2 separate regions of the Homo sapiens genome follow, and region 2 is linked to region 1. A link is an interaction called in ENCODE POLR2A ChIA-PET data of the cell type or tissue named here. Cell type or tissue: B cell. All regions are shown on one strand. Each heading gives the region's core, and the rest is flanking DNA. Links, peaks and the distances in the headings are about the cores only.

Region 1 (6,611 bases), core at 1,589-6,588:
CTGCCCTCTGGGAGGTCCTCAACTGGGTACATGTTTCAGCCCATCCAGCTCTCATTCCTTTCTTCCCCTTCATGACCACAGGGTAGTGATTATCTCAGCAAGGCAAATGGCTCATTAATGTAGTGGGGAGCCAGATTGAACATTTGGAAAACACCCACGTATTTAAAGGGGCCAAAATGAGCTTTCTGCTCAAGCTGCCAGCTGGTTTGCCTGTAACATCAGCTTGCTCAGAAGAGGGGAGGAAATCATTTTTGCCAGTACTTATTCAGGTTGAAAAATTATGGCTTTATTTTTATTTTAGCAGTCTCTCAAGTGAAGGGTTGATTGCATGATCTCCTTTCTTCACTGCTGGCTTCAACCCTACATGTTCCTCAAGAGCCAACTTGTCTCATCTTCAAGTAGTTTGCCAGATCGCTGAAGGCCTTAGGAGTCTCTCCTAAAACATGACTCCATTCACTGATAGCACAGACCATGTATTTGGTATTCATCACACATTGCTTTGTTGGGTTAGTTGCCTTTTTCTGTTTGGGTCTCCCATCTCCCTAACTGAATTTAAGGCCTCTAAGGTCTAGGGAACCATGTAATTTATTATCCTAATTGGAACACTTTTGAGAATAAAAAGAGATGTTATTAATAATTACATTGGGACACCTCCCACAAACCTGAACTCTCTGAGCAAATTATGTGTGTCAACTCTATTAAGGTCAAAGGACATTATTTACTGCTTTTCTCTGATCATCCACAGGGTCTAGTGTAATTCACTTGCAAACGGACATCAAACTCTTAAAAATAGGTAGCTTAGCAAAGCAACAAACAATTCCGCTTACAACAGCCATAAAATAGGTGGAAGAGGTGAACAGGTTCCTACTAGTGGGAGATTTAATATTTCAATATAGGAAGTAACCACAAGGTAGAAAGATTTCAATAATCAGATAAAGACTGTTCACAGTAGAAACCAGTCTAAAATTTATGTTCTTACCATTACGAAGCCATGGGGTCCAAACAGGCACTCTTAGCACAAGAGTAGAAAGGAAAAAGTATTTTCAATGGGCATTTTCGTAAAGTGTATTCTTGTTTCGGAAGCATCAGGCATCCTAATCATCACACTGACATCCACATGGGACTGTGCAAAAGGAAACAGGGACAGAATCAGATAGAAAAATAGACTCATAATCAAGACATTATAAATTCTCTGCAGTTAGTGCCCTTCCCTAATATAAAGTTTCCATGTCTCCGATTCCCCTCCCTCTGCTCCTCTCTCTGTTTTGCCTACATCCTCAGATTCATACATGTCACCATTTCAGCTATGACATAAAGACATTTTGTCAGGCAGAAGAAAAGTTGGGACCTTCTCTCCCTGTGTCTCTTTCTTGGGAAAAACTTTTCTGGAACTCTTCAAGATGACTTCCTTTGATATTTCATTGGCCAGAATTGGCCTCATGACTATTTCTAAACCAGGCACTAACAAAGGGAAGATTAGGGACTTGTCTTGGACATAGCACCCCGATGCTGGTAAGGAGGGGAGGTTATCTTTTCCTGAGGCCTCAATTCAAACAGTCGCTCCAAATGTTGTTAAAGATAACTTTATTTTTAATCAGATACTGTGCCCAGAGTGGTAGATCAAGTTACAGTCCTCTTGTAATGTGGATAGTGACATCTGAAACATGAGTTCTCTATATAGTATACATTTTGTATATATCCCAGCATTTTTTATAACTTTCATCATTACTGTTGAAAATGACATAGGGTGATATTTGCCTTCTTCATTAACTCCTACTAAATACATCTTTCTATCTAAATTTCCAAATTTTTTGTTTATACCTTTTTTTTTTTTTTTTTTTTTTTTTTTGAGACAGAGTCTTGCTTTGTCACCCAGGCTAGAGTACAGTGGTTCAATCGCAGCTCACTTCAACCTCTGCCTCCCAGGCTCAAGCAATCCTCCCATCTTAGTCCCCAGAGTATCTGAGACTACAAGTATGCGCCACCACACCTGGCTCATTTTTGTGTTTTTGGTAGAGACAGGGTTTTGCCATGTTTCCCAGGCTGGTCGTGATTTCTGGACCTCAAGAGATCTGCCCACCTCAGTCTCTCAAAGTGCTGGGATTACAGATGTGAGTCACTGCGCCTAGCCTGCTTTATGTCATTTTAAAATATAACACTTGGAAATGCCTGCCCTATTTTATATGTATAGGCATGCTTTTCTTATATCCCTCTTCTACTGGACCCCATCACATTATAATACAATCTCCTTGAGACTTGACAGAGTCTTTCTAGGCTGACCATGTAATTTTTGAGAATGAAGAGGTCAGTGGCTCTAAGCAGACAGGGCACTAGGGCAACTGGCATAAATCAGGATTGTTCTGGGCAAAAGAAGATGTATGTCCCTCCCCACTTCCATTTAACATCTCCACAGTGTCCTGCACACTTTAGACACCATTTGAATATTGGCTTATGTGAACTTAAGTCACTTCCTATTGAAAAAGTATTTCAAGCTTCACTAAAGTCGCAATTCCATTGCTTTGTCCACAACAACTGGTTGTCCCTGTTGACCCATTGCAAGAAAAATTGCAGATCAAGTCCAGAACTAAAGATACTTCTTACTTCTAGCCTTAGAAAGAAGACTCTGAGGCTACTAATAAATGCCATACTGTTTCCCTGATTCCTTAGATTCGAATAGTTCCTATTGACATCTGAAACATGAGAAGATCCTTTAGAGAACCTCAGACTTAGAATTCTGGTTTATACACATGACACATTAAGAGAAAACTAACCTACAGTGGCATTATGGCATCAACAATCAGATAGCAAATGTAGTCTGACAAAGATTTATCCCGGCACGTACTGAATTTTAGAAATACGTTCCTTTTTTCAGGATTTTGGAAATCCTAGAAAAGACCAGGATTTGGAGTCAGAACACCTATGTTTGAATCCTAACCTCCATTACTCCTTCTCTTCAAATAAAATCTCATCTGAAAATCAGGGATAATCATAGTACCTCTATCTGTAGAGCCTTTGGGAGAATTAAATGAGATAATGTATGTGAAAGTGTTCCAAACACCAAAGCTCTGTATGAATGCATATTCTCCTTTTCATTCACTATTTAAATCAACTCTTAATTCTATCTCTCTCAAGCAGCCTGAGGCTGGGTCACCAGAACACAAATGTACAGTTACAAGGCTAAAAAAAAAACCAAAAAGCAAAACAACTCATTGTTACATGATCCTTGACAACAGTTGGACAGACTTTTTCTTAAATCAAATGAAGTGTTTTGGCAGCCTGTAAGTGTAGCCTAAAGTATAGCAAGAAAAGAGAATTATTTTCCTTAGGGAGAGTAATTTTAACAGAAGTTCAACTTACACATTTTTAATATCTGTACTTCGAATGTACTGCTAAATGCAAAATGAATATAATTAGTTATGAGATATCTTGCCCTCGGCTACAGTACCCATTAAGCTTCAGCATAATATATAATTCACAACCTATTCATACTCTGTGGTACATTTCAGGACTTCCTATACTGTAGTCTCTTAAAGCAAATAGTGTATATAGTTTCAGAACCTAACAGTTGTTCCTTCATAAGGGTTAGGAGTGGATGCAGCATATCTGTGGTCTTCAAATAATTTAGCCAGTCATAAAAATTTATTATGTACAGGCACTATACCTTTTCATGTATAGGTCACTAGCATGTAAATGAAACTGGCACAACAAGGTAAATGTGTATAAAATACATCACAGAAGAGATAGATTTCTCTGATGAGCTATTTCAGTGATGCAGTAGATAGCAAATGATGATTTTGGAGTATTTTAGAGCCCCAATGTAGAATTTTCAATTTCCCCAGTTTATCCTCCAGAAATTATCACTGTGATATACCTGTGATTGCTGAAAGGCTATCGTACATCTGTAAATGGGCATGCCATTCCTGGTACCTTCTAACTTTGTGATCACTGTCCCCATGCATAAAATATGGAGTCCTGCAGAGCAGCTAGAGAAAGGGTAAGTAGCTCAGAGTCTGTATCAATGGGGAGCTGTTTAAAAATTGATGTTATCAAGTAGGTTCACACATTAAACACCCAGAAAATGTTGGGCCTCCTCCTATGTGGTTTTCCTGAATTCTTGATGCAACCTAGAAGAACTAACGTTAAAAAGTAAAGAGCACAGTACAGACAGTAAGAGTTCTGTTTGTGAAGACTAATACAGGAAGTGATGCTATGTCTGATTCTAGAATATGGTTAGAGTTTCACAGACAAGAAACAAGATCTGTAACTTGATAATTATGTAAATACAGACCTATGTGCAATCAGTCTAGAAGCTCCCTGAAGGCAGGGATGGGTTACCCATATTTTGTCTAACACTTCTTTACATTCTTCTAAGGTGCGTCTTGGACACAATAATCATTGTGAACATACTTGATAACATCAAGTATTAAATTGGGGAAATCAAAAAATACTCCAAAATCATCATTTGCTATCTACTGCATTACTGAAATATCTCATCAGAACTCTCTTTTCTGTGATTTATTTTATACACATTTACCTTGTTGTGCCAGTTTCATTTACATGCTAGTGGCCTATACATAAAAAGGTGTAGTAAGTGTTTTTTATCTAGTTGAAAAGGCTTTAAAAAAGACTTTTGTAACTTGTAACTTTTTCACTGGTTAAGTAGCATCTTAGGAAACAGGGAGAAAGCATTTCAGTTCATTATTCTTCTTCATTTACTGAGTAAAAACCATATGCCAAGTACCATACCCCTGGAGAGGGTATAAGGAGTCTGAGTGTATTACAGCTCTTACCCCCAAGAAACCACAGCAGTGTGGCTAAGTGGAAACTCAAACAAAACAGCATATCAGTTGACAAAAATTTACACATATACATTAGATTCATCGTTGCTGGATATTATAAACCATTCCTGCCATAGTTGTGAAGGACCTATTTGATCTATAGGTCTAAAATGAACCTGTTTGATATCAGAAGCATATGGCAGTAATTGACTTTCAACAATTGACTTTCCAAATTATCTATACCTAAATAATCCCAGAAAAATTATTCAATTTCAGTTATTTCAATTCAGTAGTTTGTTAGGTAGCTGAATTCTTTTTCAGTTTATGGTTGTGGTTTGTGGGTCCAGCCTACAAGAGCTTAACTAAATCTCTAAAACTCCAACATGATTATATGAGTGTATATATACACACATAAATATATGAATATATGTAATTTATATGCATATGCACACACATATATCTGAAACTTGAAATATACCATTTTTGTTCTCTCACTGTCGAATTATGAAGCACAGATCTAATGGTCAGGCTTTTCACCCAGACTACTATAGCCAGCTGTCTTTAGGAGAGTGTGGCTGAGTCCTTGTTATGCAGACAAGAAAAGGAATATTTGAAAGTGCAATGGCCCTGCAAGTGCTCAGATATTCATTGCACACCATGATGATTACATCTGAGAATCTGTTCCTCCTTTATTCTATTTTTTCTTAAGAAATGGTCTTCTCTTTAGGAATGAATATGTGGAAGCAAAATGACTAGTTTATAACAGGCAGTACTCAAAAATGTTGTGAGTACAATGCAGAAACCTAACAGTGAAATTGCAAACTGAGAAAAGGAATCAAACAAGGGCAGAAAACAAGCGTTAAGGCTCGAGAATAAATTACGCATAGGACAAATTGGTACTCATTTTGAGAAGGAGAGGAGAGGTGAATTTAAACAGTCAAGTAATAAAAAGTCATTGTTCGGTAGAGGCTGTCTAGTGTAATGTTTAACAGCATGGACTGTATCCCAAGAATTGAGTCTGAAACCTGAATCTCCCACATACGAGTTCTGTGACATTGAGCCAGATCTTAAAGTCTCTAAATTTCTCTTTTGTTTTGTTTTGTTTTGCATGTAGGGAGAGGAGTATATACTTCCTAAGGTTGTGAAAAGGATGGTTCATAATAAAAGTATGTAGCGTTATTGAGTACATACTATGTGTAGGAATGTTACATGAATAAATTTATGAACCTTCATATTAACCCAATCTGGCAAGTACCTGCACTATTATCACTATTCCTATTTAGTATTTAAGAAAACTCAGGTTTGACTGGATTAGGTGACTTGTCCAAAGGGATACAGTTCAGATTTTTTTTGTTTTTGTTTTTGTTTTATGTAGCATAGAGACTTTTTTCAACTTTTAGATTCAGTGGGTATACATGCAGGTTTGTTACCTGGGTATATTTCATGATTAAAGCTGAGGTTTGAACATGGCAGAGTGATTCTAAAGCCCGTGGTTAAAGGACTATGCTGTCATATTGGCATGTAAAGTGCTTATCATAGCTTAGCATAGAGTAAGGCTTCCACATGCAAATCAAAAGAGAAACATTAAACATTAGCTGAAGAGGAAAACCAAATCACCCACCAGGAGGAAATTGACCTGGCCCTTTCTCCCAAGTGTATCACATGATATGATGTGTGCAGGTGTCAGATGATGCTGAGATGGCCGACAGAGCTCAATTCAGAAACAAGTGATGAGCTCCTTAACAAATTCCCTCAGGAGAGAACTGCCTCCCCTCCCCTTTCAAACGAGGCTGACCTTGAAGTTGTGCCTAAATTGCTCACCACAATCTCAGG
Region 2 (8,148 bases), core at 1,407-6,406, 780 kb before region 1:
TGATTGATTTTACTAGAGTTTTAGTTTGCTATTTTTGAGAAAATTCTGACTGAAGGAAATATAGGTTTTATATACTCTGGACAAGAAGGAAGAAACCCAGCTTTTTCTTTGTGTAGAATCTCAAGTCCAGATGCTGTTTTTTTTCTTCATGAAAATTCATAGTGTATCTATTATAGCTTCCTAATTAAAGTCACACATGTATGAATAATGTTTTGAAAATCAGTCACTATCCACTTTACATATGTTAACATATATTATGTTTTAGAGTCATTTTTTGCCAAAGAGCTCAGGGTGCTACATAACTTACATGAAGTAGCAGTACTACTAATGTTTTGCTCATTGATTAGCTTCAGGAATTTTATAATGATGAAAAGTGAAAAAGCTAGAGTTTAATATTTTCTAAAACCCAATTAAATTCTGTGACTATAAAAGTGTTGTTTCATTTTCTTATGCTTCCAAAAAGCTGTACCTTTTAATTAATTCAACAAATATAATTTTTAAATATCTAGTTAATGCCAGTCACTCTTGAAAACATCTGGACTATATCTGTGAAGAAAGCTGACAAAAACGGCCGAGCGCAGTGGCTCACTCCTATAATACAGGCACTTTGGGAGGCCGAGGCAGACAGATCACCTGAGGTCAAGAGTTCAAGACCCGTCTGGCCAACATGGCGAAACCCCGTCTCTACTAAAAATACAAAAATTAACTGGGGGTGGTGGTGAGTGCCTGTAATCCCAGTTACTCAGGAGGCTGAGGCTGAGGCAGGAGAATCGCTTGAACTCGGGAGGTGGAGGTTGCAGTGAGCCGAGACTGGCCACTGCACTCCAGCCTGGGTGACAGAGCTAGACTCTGTCTCAAAAAAAAAAAAAAAAGAAAAAAGAAAAAAGAAAAGAAAGAAAGCTGACAAAAATATTTCTACTCTAGCTTCCATCCTGGATCAATGGTAAGTTAGAAATACAACAAATAAGTTAATTGTATAACATATTCGAAATTGTATAACATATTCGAAATTGTATAACATATGTAACAAAACTGCACATTCTACACATGTATCCCAGAACTTAAAGTATAATAAAAAAAAAAAGAAAAGAAAAGAAAAGAAAGAATTGTGGTGAAGAGCCGTAGAATAGGGTGAATGGTTGGAGAAGGAAGTGTTATTTTAAATGAAATCTTCAGGGTTCGCCTGATTGAGAAATTAACATTTGAACAAAGATGTAAAGGAAGTGAGAGAGGTGAGATTTGAATGTTTTACTGCTATTAAACAGCGCGGTATCAATTATCAGGAGTCTGGCTCAGTCACTAACTGAAATTGGTGATTCTGGCCAAGTATTTTACTTCTTTACCTGTAAAACAAACACAATAAAAATATCTACTCAAGATTGAGGAGAGGGAATATAAGACCATTTATTGCACAAATACATTGCTCATTGCCAATGGGGGCTAGGCACGCAAAATGAACAGTACACAATCTCGTCCCTTCAGGAACTCATGTTCATTTCAATAATGATTACACGCCAGCAATGAACAATGACAGTGTATTGCAAGGCTTTTTGGAGACTGTCATGTATTTTGCAATTGAATGGATATTGGAATGCAAAATTGCCTTTCTGATTTGTCCTTCTCTTAGAGCTGTGTATCACTGAATCTGACTGACTGGATCTTCTTAAAGCTTCTCATTGGCTGTCTCTCTCTTTCTGTAGCTTCTCCTACCTCTCAGTCACTCATTCTCTATTTAATTCACTGACTCTTCTTATTCTTTCAGATCCTTTATAAATAATATACCTTAAGAATTCTTTCTCAGTCCTCTTTGTATTTATTTGTGCATGCTCTCTGTGGATAATTGAAATGTTATTGATTTTAAATATCAGCTCTAAAGACACAGCTACCTCTCCATCTTACCCAAATTCTTAATTGAGATGTAAGACAAGTCTGCAGATAGAGAATAAAATAACTTTTATATTGCTACAGTTAAGAAGGAGGACTCAGCTTTATATGGGGAGCAAATGAGTCAGCTAAATGGCCCTCGCAATTCCCTGCCCACTTACCACAGTTGGGGACCATGTCAAGTCTCTCCATTTTGAGTATCCTCCTGGGACCCCAGCAGGTAGTGTCAATTTGATCTGTAGCCTCTGTACCAACAGCAAAAATTTTGCTCTGTATTCCTTTGTCCATCCCAAATTATGTTCAGCCATGTTGTGCAACCTAGCATGTTGGGGATTCTCCAGTAAAATTAAAGAACCACGTTAGGATACCCATATGATAAAAAAAAAATAAAGATTATCTAGTAAAAAATTTAACCCCAATAGATAATCAAAATGTGAATATAAGCTCCCTGACATTATAAAATTACCAGAGAGAGGCTGAAGATTCAATAAAATTTCAATTTCAATAGAATTAAAATCAAAATCAAATTCCACATGAATTAAAAGTTCACAGAAAAGAGTCAAAAATTCATCTCTGTATGACCTACTATTCATGGTTGTGGTTGGAGATGTTCTCGATGCCTGGGTAGATTTCAGGCTCCTTTAGAAGTTCAAGCCTAGGGTGGCATGGATATGGTTCTTTCATATATCAGAATTTTATGCCTCATTTTTTAATGTAGAGATTATTTATTATTTATGTTTCCACTGAGGAGTGATTTACAAATAGTGTCATGTGCAGATGTTAAGTGTACAATTCAAGCAGTTTTGACAAATATATACACCCACACTTGCATTAAGTAGTAGAATGTTTCTGTCACTCCAGAAAATTCCCTTGAGCCACTTGCCAAGAAATTCCTGTCCATCAAGAAGGGGCCATTGTTCTGATTTCTCTTACCAAAGATCAATTTTGCCTGATCCAGAAATATGTATACACAGAATCATAAAGTGTGTACTCTGAGGTGTCTTCTTTCACTCAGCATATTTTTTGAAATTCATTTATGTTGTTATATGTATTGATAGTTCATTCCTTTTTATTACAGAGTGATATTCTACTGCATAAATATACCACAGTGTAATGGTTTTTTTAAATTAATTCTCCTGTTGATGGATGTCTGAGCTGATTCCAGCTTCTTGGAGTTTATGATATGTACATAATGTACTTTTGATCTAAATACTTTCTGTTGGTATAGAGCCTATATATATATATATATATATATATATATATATATATATACACACACCCACACTTGCATACATATATATATGGCAGTGTTGTACAAGGATTCTAGTGAGTAAATTTTCATTTTTCTTGGATGAATACTTAGGAGTAGAATTCCTGAGTAATATGGTAGAAACATATTTAATTTTACAATAAACTATCAAATAGATGTATAATTTTATACTCCTATGGTAATACTGAGAGTTTTGGTTATTAATTGTCTTTTTAATTTTATCCACTTGTAGGTGTGTAGCAGTATCTTATTGTGAGTTTAATATTTTTACCTCACAGTAATGGCGTCCAAACTTCCAAGATTATTACAGCACTGGCCTCAAGTCAGTTAGTTTTTTTCAGACAGTACAGTCCCCAGCTCCTAGAATAGCTTTTCTCTTATGTAAAATTAGAAATTCAGTACTCAATGATATATTAAAGAAATAGCAAATCTCTTTCACATTATTTGAGTGAAGGAAAGCGTGGAAGGGGACATTCTGCTTGTTTCTAGTGTCATTAGGATGTCAGTCTAATCGATCCATTATCTATAACCAATGGACTTAATCTCAACTGATAGAAACCTACCAGCAAGATGATAAATTAAATCCTAAGCATTTACTCTTCAGGGGGAAGCAAGATCTACTATGTTTGATACTTCTGAATTTTCTCCTTAGTTCCACCATCTTCCCCAGGTGGCTTTCAAGGTCACCTTGTTCAGCTGACTAAGCTGATGGAGAGGACTAAAGCAGAGAGGAAGGTACCAGGAAGGTTTATATGAGGCAGGGCTGAAAATGGTACACCACCATTACCACTCAAATTCCATCAGCGAAAACTCAATCATATGGACCCAGCTAACTGCAAGAGAGACTGGAAATGGGATCTAGATGCAACCTGTAAGAAGAGAAAACAGGTCAAAACTAGCTAGTAGTCTCTGCACACCTCATTCTAGCCTGCAGTGCCAAGCCTTATGGTGACTGTAATAGTGCTCTACACCAGCCCACACATTGAAATTGCCTGTTAATTGCTAAAACCATCATCGGTTTGCCAAAATCTGCTTGGCTGAAGTCCTTTGACACAATCTAAAAAGTGTTCAGACCTTTACTGAACCTCCTTTATGCACCTTCACCACCTGAGCACTTTTGGCAAGCCCAAGTATCTTTGCTGTGGTCTGAAAGCCTTTCTTGAGGTCTGTGTGTACTCAGGTTGCTGCCTCTATAGAAAGACCCCACTTGGGTGTGACAAACCTATTATAGTCTGAGGTCACTCACCTAAGTAAAAAACCTTTGACCCAAAGTTTTAAGCCTTCATTCAGGCTGCAGCAGTTTAAAGTGGATCCATATAACATTTCAAAAGCCACCAACATCAAAACATCCTGCCCGCATATAAAATTTAAAGCCCTAAGCCATATACTCTGGCAACACCAGATGCTTCATCACTCGCTATGTATATTTTGCCCCCCCAAATTATTCATTTCGTTTTTCAATGTTCCCAGCCAACATATATATATTTTTAAAAATGCTGGATCTTGATATCGCTTTTTCCAAAAGCCACAATTCTCAAATCCTCACCCTCAGCAGCAGAGGCTGTCTCAGCACAAGGATTAGTAGAGGGGAAAGTGACTGAAAGCACATACTGACTTCCAAGGATGGAAAAGGGCCAAGCATGCCGAGTTTCTTCTCACATTTAACAACCATGCCTCCATTCCCTGGTGCTGAGTACATGGAGAGATAGGAGACCTTACGAGTTCTTGTAGTTGAGCTTCCGTAAAATGGGAGTTAACACCAATGAAGAAGTGGTTCCCTGGCCCTTACAAACAAGAGCAGTGTCTATTTATCTGGCCCTTATCTCTTTCCTAAACTGGTCTAGAACCCTTTTTAGAAATCACTCAGTGACTTCCCATTGCTTTTAAAGGTCAAAATGCTTTAACTAGGCCGCAGGCCCTGCATAAACTTTCCCCAATCTGGCTCAACTTCATTCCTTCCTCATCTTCCCTGTCGCTACCACACACCAGCCAAATTGACTTTCTTTCATATCCTTGAGCTAAGCAAGCTTATTTCTGCTTATTTCAGGACTTTTGAATGTGCCTAGAACAATCCCTGTGTCCCACTTCCCTTCACCCATTGTCCAAACTTTTTATCTAATTAATGTCCACATATCTTTCAAGTCTCAGCTTGAATGTCACTTATTCAGATGAGTCTTTATTGACTCCTTAGAGAGTATCAGGCTTCCCTTCATATTTAAATATCATCGTTAATTTCCTGAAAGAACTTAACACAGTTGAAACTACTTAATTCTTTAATGATTTGTGTTTACTGTGTCTTTCTCCCATAAAATCTAAGCTTCACAGTGGAAAACATGTCTGTCTTAGTCATTCCTGTTTAAGACAATACTTGGCATTTAGTGGATGTTCAATAATTATTTGTTGAATTAATATATCTAAACTTAACGGGACTCTCATGATACGACCCTCAACATAGATCATCAGTTAAAACTTACAAAAAAGACTAAGTTTTCCCAAACACACTACGCTGTCCCACAGTGATAACGTTACTTACAATTAATCTAGTACTGGAATATTCTTGTTGTCTTACCTATGTCTGAAAGTGCCTTAACAAGCCTTCTATGCCAGCCTGTAGGATTATTATTTTCTCCATAAATCCATTCTGACATCTTTCATAGGTTGTCATCTCTTTCTTGCTTCTTTAGGCTAAAACAAAACAATGTACTTTGATACATTTTTCATTACAGTACAATTATGCGTGTCCCCTTTTTTAAGCCCCGATAAGACTATAGACTTCCTTAGAGGGGAGACTTATTCTCTCTAGCTACATCAGTGCCTGCTACAGTGCCTCATAAAGATGTTGTTCAATAAACAGTACTGAATTTAATACCACAGGATATAAGTCTAAATCTCACTGCCATAGATCTAAAAAAGAACGGATGAAGATCATGATATAAAAGCCACAGTCTCAAAAATTTATTTATATCAGTCCATTGATATAAGCTTGCTATGAGCTGAGCCTCTCTCCCTTGTAAGGCTGTCTTTTCTTTTTTTTTTTCTTTATTTTTTTCATGTTCTTTTAGAGCATAGATAACAATGGTGCACTTAAGCAATCTCCCTGAAGTAAGGAAAATCTGTACTGAAATGTTAGTTCTGCCCCTTACAAGCTTTAACCATGAATTGTCTCCTAGACAGTGTCAAACCGATACTTTAAATTCCATATCTCTTGCATTTGTAAAGCACTCTAAAGTGGATACACTGCTTTTATTGACATTTAATGGATTCTCCCCTAGATGCTATGCAAATGCTTTAAAAAGATCAAATTGTCTTTACCTAAAAACCAGCTGGCTATACTTACTAATCTATTTTTTTCAATTATTTTATTGTCCCTCAGGTACTAAAGAAAGAAAACTAGTGTCTTACATCTAGTAAGTACTCAAGCTCGATAAACTGTTTTTAAGACCTCCATGTCGTTATTTGATCAGTTGTGTGATATCACAGAAAAAGCATAGAATTTTCATTCAGAAGATAAACTTTTATGTATCTTAGCTCTACCACTTTCTAAAAACCACGTAGTTTTGAGCAAATCACTCTAGTTTTTGCTTTTGTAAAATGGAATTAAAAATAACACCCACCCTATTTCTTTCACTGAAAACTTTTTCCTAAAGTTTAATTGCATGTATCTACGAATACTGTAAAACCCAATTCAAATAATCATGATAGAAGTCGTAAGTATTGCTGTTGTTCTCAGTATATAACTTGCTTATCATTTTTGATAATAAATTTATGTCAGATTGTACATTCTACCACCAACAGTGCTATACAGAAAGCAAATTCTCAATATTATAAATACTGTTTGAATTTAAACATAAATGTATTTCTGATGGAAAAATATTAAATACATATATTTGTATTTATAAATGTAATAGTAGGTATTATGTGTATATTTATCCCTTTTTCTCAACTAAAATTAAGAATGTAAATATTTCAAGTATAAATTTTTGAGAAGCAAATGTCTATATTTAGAGTAGTGGATTTTAAACAAAACATGAGTTTTTGTCTTTTAGTGATTAGAAAAAGTAAACATAACTTATCCAGATAATTCTATCAATTCTCTCCACTCTGTCCTTATTCCAAAATTTCTAAACTAACTAGATGTGAGGAAAAATTGCATCCAAAATAGTTTTAGGTGGAGATAACCAAATATTCAATTCCAGGTGTTTTTATGTTCATTGACAGTCATTCTATTCACTAATCTGAAATGGTAATGATTATTACAGATTTTTTTCTTTCCTGAATTTTGAAATATTAGATTTAAAGTTGATGGTTTAAAAATCCTCATAGGTCCTTTTCCAGCAGTTCATTCTCAGTTGTAGGGAATTTGCAGAATCTGCACTAGTAAAAGTGCTGAAATTGACTCTCTCAGGGTCACAGGAGAAGGCTGCATGTGTGCATTCAGGTGCTCAAGGAAGTATGCATTCTACTCCAGCAAGATGACTTGGCTTAATGCAACTTGCCTCGTTAATAACAGAGCCCACAAACACACAAGTCAGGGCTGAAGGCTTGCAATTGGGAGCAATATTCAGATTAAGTAAACACCGTCTCCTGGAAAAGATAGGAGTTGAAATCAACTCTGAGAGAACTCTCAGAGGATTCCAAAAAAATTCACCTCACTTCCTCTTTTGGCTCAGAGGGTTCAGAAAAGCAAAGGAAGTAAGATATGACTCTATGTTCCAGAGCAGAGAAAAAAATATGCACTTGGCACCTTTTACCTTCAAAGTGCTGCACATGGCTTAGAATCAGGAATTGGGCCATTGTTTTATCTTTTTTCTACCTTAGCACAAAACAAAAGATTTGAGAATAACAGTAAATCAAGATCCTAAGGGTAGTTCAGTAGGCTGGAGAAGATTTTATGAGATGAGAGAAGAGGTAAGTAAAATTATTCCCAGAAGTAGAGCGAAGAAATGAAATCATCTCTCCTTGTCTCTTGTGGGAAATGTGCCTTTTAATTCCTG

The links. ChIA-PET counts read pairs that join two places held together with the same protein. Peaks named below come from ENCODE experiments on the same cell type or tissue, not always from the same donor. Only the 100,000 strongest peaks of a DNase experiment are listed, where the experiment ranks them.
Region 2: POLR2A ChIA-PET joins it to region 1 with 5 read pairs; 2 of 35 experiments call an interaction of 5 or more read pairs at or near these places.

What each region holds. Positions count from the first base shown.
Region 1 is chr12:92,356,552-92,363,162 of GRCh38, forward strand. LINC02391 (long intergenic non-protein coding RNA 2391) reads right to left here. Exons shown (of 5, transcript XR_007063404.1): 2 at 980-1,123. All of the region lies in intron 1 of LOC105369902 (a long non-coding RNA gene), which reads left to right. Among named protein-coding and RNA genes, the nearest start is that of LINC02391, 4.0 kb to the right of the region's middle. RefSeq lists an enhancer at 6,264-6,353. In B cell, for the core only: no CTCF peak of the experiment used is centred there; DNase peaks (open chromatin) are centred at 4,260 and 6,440; H3K4me3 peaks cover 1,417 bases; H3K27ac peaks cover 2,912 bases.
Region 2 is chr12:91,581,444-91,589,591 of GRCh38, forward strand. All of the region lies in intron 1 of LOC105369896 (a long non-coding RNA gene), which reads right to left. Among named protein-coding and RNA genes, the nearest start is that of LINC02823, 260 kb to the left of the region's middle. In B cell, for the core only: no CTCF peak of the experiment used is centred there; no DNase peak of the experiment used is centred there.